2 separate regions of the Homo sapiens genome follow, and region 1 is linked to region 2. A link is a contact called in ENCODE Hi-C or POLR2A ChIA-PET data. All regions are on one chromosome and are shown on one strand. Each heading gives the region's core, a stretch centred on a gene start or an enhancer-like site at or near the end of the contact. The rest is flanking DNA. Distances are from core to core; before and after follow the strand shown. Region 1 overlaps TRPM3 (transient receptor potential cation channel subfamily M member 3). Region 2 overlaps TRPM3 (transient receptor potential cation channel subfamily M member 3).

Region 1 (2,700 bases), core at 73-2,572, 45 kb before region 2:
TATTATCGAAATGTAAATATTAGATGTTTTCAGTGAGGTAAAAATTCAAATTTATCAATGTTAGGAAAAGAGAAAAATTCTCTCCCCCCAAAAATAACTGAGGCATGCAAAAATCGTTTCTATTCATATATTTTATACAGCTCTATATTATTTTTAACCTTGCAGAAAACAGCTTAGTGGTGACAAGCATGGACTTTGGAATCAGACAGCCTGGGTGGGAATCCCATCTGCACCTCTTACCATGTGCCCTCAAACAACTTAATTTCCCCTTCTGTCCACAGTTTTCTTAAGATGCCAATAATAGTAGTTCCGATTTTATAGGATTTAATCAAGATTAAATGTGTTAAAACATGTAAAGCACTTAGAACAGTTCCTTGACATATAAGTACAATGTAACTGTGACTATTGTTTCTTCTAGGCTATTCACGTTGCCCAGCAATAGATAATCAGTGTTGTGTTCATACATCCACTCAACAAAAATAATATCTTTCTTTTATTGAGCACCTACTAAGTTTGAGGCAATGTTCTAGGTACTATTATTTAAGTACTCTTTGTAATCCTAACAACTATTTTATCAAGATAATATTTATTTATTTAGGAGACAAACTCTTACTCTGTCACCTAGGCTGGAGTGCAGTGGTACAATCTTGGCTCACTGCAACCTCCATCTCCTGGATTCAAGTGAGTCTCATGTCTCAGCCTCCCGAGTAGCTGGGATTACAGGTGTTCACCACCACACCTGGCTAATTAATTTTTGTATTTTTAGTAGAGATGGGGTTTTGCCACGTTGGCCAGGCTGGTCTTGAACTGCTGGCCTCAAGCTATGGGCCTGCCTCAGCCTACCAAAGTGCTGGGATTACAGGCAATAACCACTGCGCCCAGCCCGAGATAATATTTTTGCAGCTATTTCACACCCAGGTCTGTCCTTCCTTTTATATTATGATTCCCCAACTGTTAGCTTAGAACAGGGCTTGGCAAACTACAGCTTTTGAGCCAAATTCAACCCATGGCCTGTGATTGTGGCCTGCGAACTGAGAATGGTTTTTACATTTTTAATAAAATTTGAAAAGGAATACTTGAAACACATATTCAAATTTTAGTGTCCATAAATAATTGGAACACAGGCAGACTCTTGATTTCTGTTAAAAGAAAAACTTGAGCCGAATAAATTTAAAGGAGTTTAATTGAGCAAATGAACGATTCGTGAATTGGGCAGTCTTCCAAGCCAGAGTAGGCTCAGAGACTCTGGCAGGGCCACGTGGTGGAAGATTTATGGACAGAAAAAGGGAAGTGGCATACAGAAAACGGAAGTGAGGTACAGAAACAGCTGGATTGGTTACAGCTCAGCGTTTGCCTTATTTGAACACAGTTTGAGCAGTTGGCTACATTTGATTGACCGAAACTCGGTGATTGGTCTTGTTACACCTTCATTTGTTATAGTTCACAATGTACAGAGAAAACTTCAGGCCGAACTTAAGGAGGCAGCTTTAGGCTAAATCTCATTTACCATTAGCAATAGGCTGACTGACTGCTTTTGTGCTACCACATCAAGTTGATGAGTAGTGAGAGACAGAGAGAGACTATCGGTTCTACAAAGCCTTAAAAGTTAACCAGTTGGCCATTTGCAGAAAAAGTTTACAGACTCCCGAGAGCAGAAATCAGTAGAAATAATAGTATCAATATCTCTAAAACGTCCATGATGACAAGGGAGTTTTGTTAGAAATGCAAATTTCTAGCCCCATCATAGACCCATGGAATCCAGTCTTCAGGAAGGAGCCTAAGAGGCTGTGTTAGTTTAACCAGCTTCCCAGGCGAATCTTATGATTGGAGACACTTGAGACACGCTGCTTTGCTTATGTCATTGGCAGCTTGTTGGGAGGCTGCCTCTTTGGCGGGGGGTGGTGGGGCCTGTGTGTCCAGCACACTTCTGCGTGGCTGACTGGATTGGCCTCAGCAAACCCATCAGACTGGATCCCCCAGATCTGTTCAATTGTGTTTACATGATTCTCCAAAATTCATCTTCACATATTGACAAAGCCCAGGCCTCGAGGAAGTGACTGGAAATAAGGTATGCCAGTCTTTTGAATCACCAGACATGCTTAACAGTACAATTCAATTTCAGATTGAAGGTCCCATGTGCTTTGGGCTGTGTTTTTCTCTGTAAGAGTATTTCTCACCAGATTTTCAAAAATGGTCTCTCCTACTCTCCCAAGTTTCTGAAAGGTAGGACACACTTCATTTCCATATAACCTCACTTCTGCATCGTAGCAAGTTTCTCTAGGAGCAGATTGGGTCCTCTTCTGGTCCAAGAAGAAAGGAGGCAGGGGTCCAACTGGCTCCTAGACCCTGCTTGTTTTGAGAGCCTATTTCAGGTATCCATCTGGAGAGGATTCAAATTCAAGGTGTGAAGTGGCTGCAGGTCAGAGGACACAGTGTGTGCTCTGAGTTTCTCTAGTAGTGACCAACTCTATCCTCTACAAGACCATGTGCCCCTCTGCTCTCCAGAGGTAGTAGAAAAAGGCCCAGGAAGAAGTGAGGAAGAGCAAAGCCCCACCAGGGATCCATAGCAAACTGTGTCAGGCTTTAGTGCTTGTGTTTGATAGTTAGTTTAAGAAGCATGAATCTTAGTTAATGGAAAATGCATAGAAAGAATATATGTTAATAAAATACAAATTCTTAGAGTTCTCCTACTGACTTACT
Region 2 (2,700 bases), core at 101-2,600:
TATTAGGAGCCACATTGATCATTTCTGTAGATATCATATAACCCCTCAGGCACAATGCAATGGGAGTCGACAAGAGCCATAGATTATTTCTTTGGAGGTGGTGTAGCCTCATGTCCCCTGATGTGCATTTACACATAGACATGCAGTCTGGCTCACTGGACTGATCCTTCCAGGCACAGAGAGCCCTGATATGAGGTTGCTGGTTCTTTTCCTAAGAAGGCCCCTCTTGAAGAGGGCCCTGGCTCTTCCCTCTTTGAATACTCTAATACCCTAAATATGCATGGGCTTCTGAAAAGTAATACAATTCCATTTTAAACAGAAACAACAAGCATATTCCTTAGTGTGTGGCCTGTAGGCTGAGGTAGTGTGGACTCACAGGGAAAACCTTCCACAGTAAAGGCAATGAGAATGGACTCCAGCTCCCTTCACCTACAGGGGAAGGGGTGCCTCCTCCTGCCCTCATTGCTCAGAAAGGTGTATTGTTGCGTGTCAGGGAGTTGTGATGAATTATAGGTAGGTGGACAGCAACACAAAAATCTGAAAGAGTAACTTATTTTATGTTTTCTCTGAAATTTTTCTGTTGTTTTGGTTTGAAGAAGGAAAGAACTTATCTAATCCTATTTCGTATATGCAAATATCAAAAGGAAGGTGTAATGATGATGATGAGGCAAGCCCTGAGTAAAACTGAGTTAAACACAATTATTTCCATTCTTCTAACCCTTCCCAGAGCTTCCCTCTCCCTTCTCACAGCCCCTCCCTTCTCTGATGAAACTACTAGGCAAGGAAACTGATTCCTTCTGAAGTCTTAGCGACTATGTTCTCAACCAGAGAAAAATGTTGATTGTAAGAAAACAAAACTACACAGAGTAGGTTCAATAAAGACTGACTGTAAGTGCCTAAGAGAAAACCACAGAGGCATTCAAAGACAGGAAGCAGAGCACGACATGCGTGAGCTGACTGGGAACAAAACCAGAAGTGGTTTTGTAAAGTCAGAATCAGAAGACATGACCACACTCATCTGCTTTTCTCTATACTTCTCTCCTGCCTCAATCAATAATCAATCAATCATTTCTCTCTTTCTCTCTTGCTCTCTCTCCCATTTCCTTTCTCCCTTCCTCCACCATCCCTCTCTCATATGGCTTGCTTTACATGACCCAGTGAGGTCAGGCTCTATATGTTCTTTAAGTACATGCCATCATCTAACTTAAGTCTCTGCACTTCTGTTTTATTTCTAAACACAAAGAGTCTGATTAGTCACTGGCCATTCAATGAACTCACTCCTTCTTGGTCAATGGTGGAATCTGCTCCAATCATCTGTAGCCTGAATTGGGTGAAAGGAGAAGTGAAGAAATGAGGAAAGGACTTTGTCAGCCTGAAGGACGTAGGGCTACCTCTTCCAGCTGTGAGCAGGGCAAGGGAAATTTAGCTTGTTTATCAGGTATCTATCAACACAAAAATGATACAGGAAAAACCACCCTAGAATTCAGAACTTAACGCCATAAGCACGTATTGAGCTCAGAAGACTGAGAGTTGGCTGCATGGTTCTTCTGGTCTGGGCTGGGCTCAATCACCTGCCAGGAGGTCAGCGGGCTATCACCTCCTCCAGAACAGCCTCAGCTCAGAAAACAAGCACCTAGAAGCAAAGGTTCCCTGTGTTTCATTCTCCAACAGGCTAGCTCATGCATGTCTCTTATGGTAATGGCGGAAGCCAAAAAGTGGAAACAGAAACATTAAGGGCTTTTCCAAGGTTCTGTGTGGGTCACATTTGCTAACATTCCATTCACCAAAGCAAACCACATGGCCAAACTCAGAATCAAGAGGTGAAGAAAGAGATCCCACCTGTTTAGTGATAGAAACTCTAACATCACATGACAAAGCAGTGTGGATCCAGGGAGGGGAGAGAAATTGGGGCTGTTAATGCAATCGATCTCCTAATCATGACAGCAAACCCACTGGCGTGTACAATAGGCTAGTTTAGATATATATTCTTCCAAGGCAAGATTTGCATAAAATATTTCTGATATTAATTCCTGATGCAAAATAATGAAATACTAAGGTTAGAATTTTGAAGCCCTCTTCAAATAAATAATTTTTGTTTCCAGGTAAAGCTAGATATATAGGATAGGAAGAACATGGAACCAAGTAACAGGGAATTGAATTCTCCCCACTTCTCCCCCAGGACGCTCTTCCCCCCATACCTCCCCCCTGCCCAACACACACACAACATACCTAGATTTGCGACATCCTGCTAATTTACTGGATTAAAAAATGAGACATTGAGCTTAATAGTGGGTTCTGAATAGCTCAAAGCTGAAACTGTGTGCACATAGCAGATAGACCAGAAGCCAAGATGGCCCTGAAGAGTTGGAGGCTATATCATTGGTCCCTTTTTTTCCCCAGGTAGGGGCTGAATTCCATTTAATGCAGTGGGAGCTAGTTTGCTTTTCTACCAGGAATAAAAAGATTAAGGTTCTACAAGTGGCCTACAGTTGGCTCCTGGGATAGATGATTCAGTTTGGGGCAAATTCAAGTCTTTTGCTCCTTTTCCTGGAATCGTGGAGTGACAAAATATCAGGAATAGATGGAGTTTAGAGATAATCTAATCCAGCATTTCCCAAACTTCAGTCAACCACATACCCCCATTCACTAGTTTATAACCTTTGTTCTACTCTTAAATATTTTTTGTTAAATTGGCTCATT

What was found. A loop is a pair of places that touch in the nucleus more often than their neighbours do. ChIA-PET counts read pairs that join two places held with the same protein, here RNA polymerase II (POLR2A). Pooled maps may share reads with other maps.
Region 1: a loop to region 2 is called in a map of Right ventricle myocardium inferior, with 2.9 times the contacts of the local background. The contact joins two enhancer-like sites. A Hi-C loop is called at or near these places in 12 of 168 maps with a recorded cell type or tissue (B cell, CD14-positive monocyte, CD4-positive, alpha-beta T cell and 8 more), 7 of 37 single-sample maps with no recorded cell type and 21 of 50 pooled maps. POLR2A ChIA-PET finds 5 or more read pairs at or near these places in 10 of 52 experiments (AG04450, B cell, BJ and 6 more).

What each region holds. Positions count from the first base shown.
Region 1 is chr9:70,606,738-70,609,437 of GRCh38, reverse strand. The region is part of intron 19 of TRPM3 (transient receptor potential cation channel subfamily M member 3); the gene reads left to right. LOC107984011 (a long non-coding RNA gene) reads right to left here. Exons shown (of 3, transcript XR_007061572.1): 3 at 1,166-2,380. Among named protein-coding and RNA genes, the nearest start is that of KLF9, 190 kb to the right of the region's middle. Within about 2 kb of position 1,322, at least 8 of the 41 ENCODE cell types and tissues checked have a DNase peak (open chromatin) inside an H3K27ac peak, as active enhancers do; they include B cell and CD14-positive monocyte, where a contact is called at or near this core.
Region 2 is chr9:70,562,126-70,564,825 of GRCh38, reverse strand. All of the region lies in intron 22 of TRPM3 (transient receptor potential cation channel subfamily M member 3), which reads left to right. Among named protein-coding and RNA genes, the nearest start is that of KLF9, 150 kb to the right of the region's middle. Within about 2 kb of position 1,350, at least 7 of the 41 ENCODE cell types and tissues checked have a DNase peak (open chromatin) inside an H3K27ac peak, as active enhancers do; they include B cell and CD14-positive monocyte, where a contact is called at or near this core.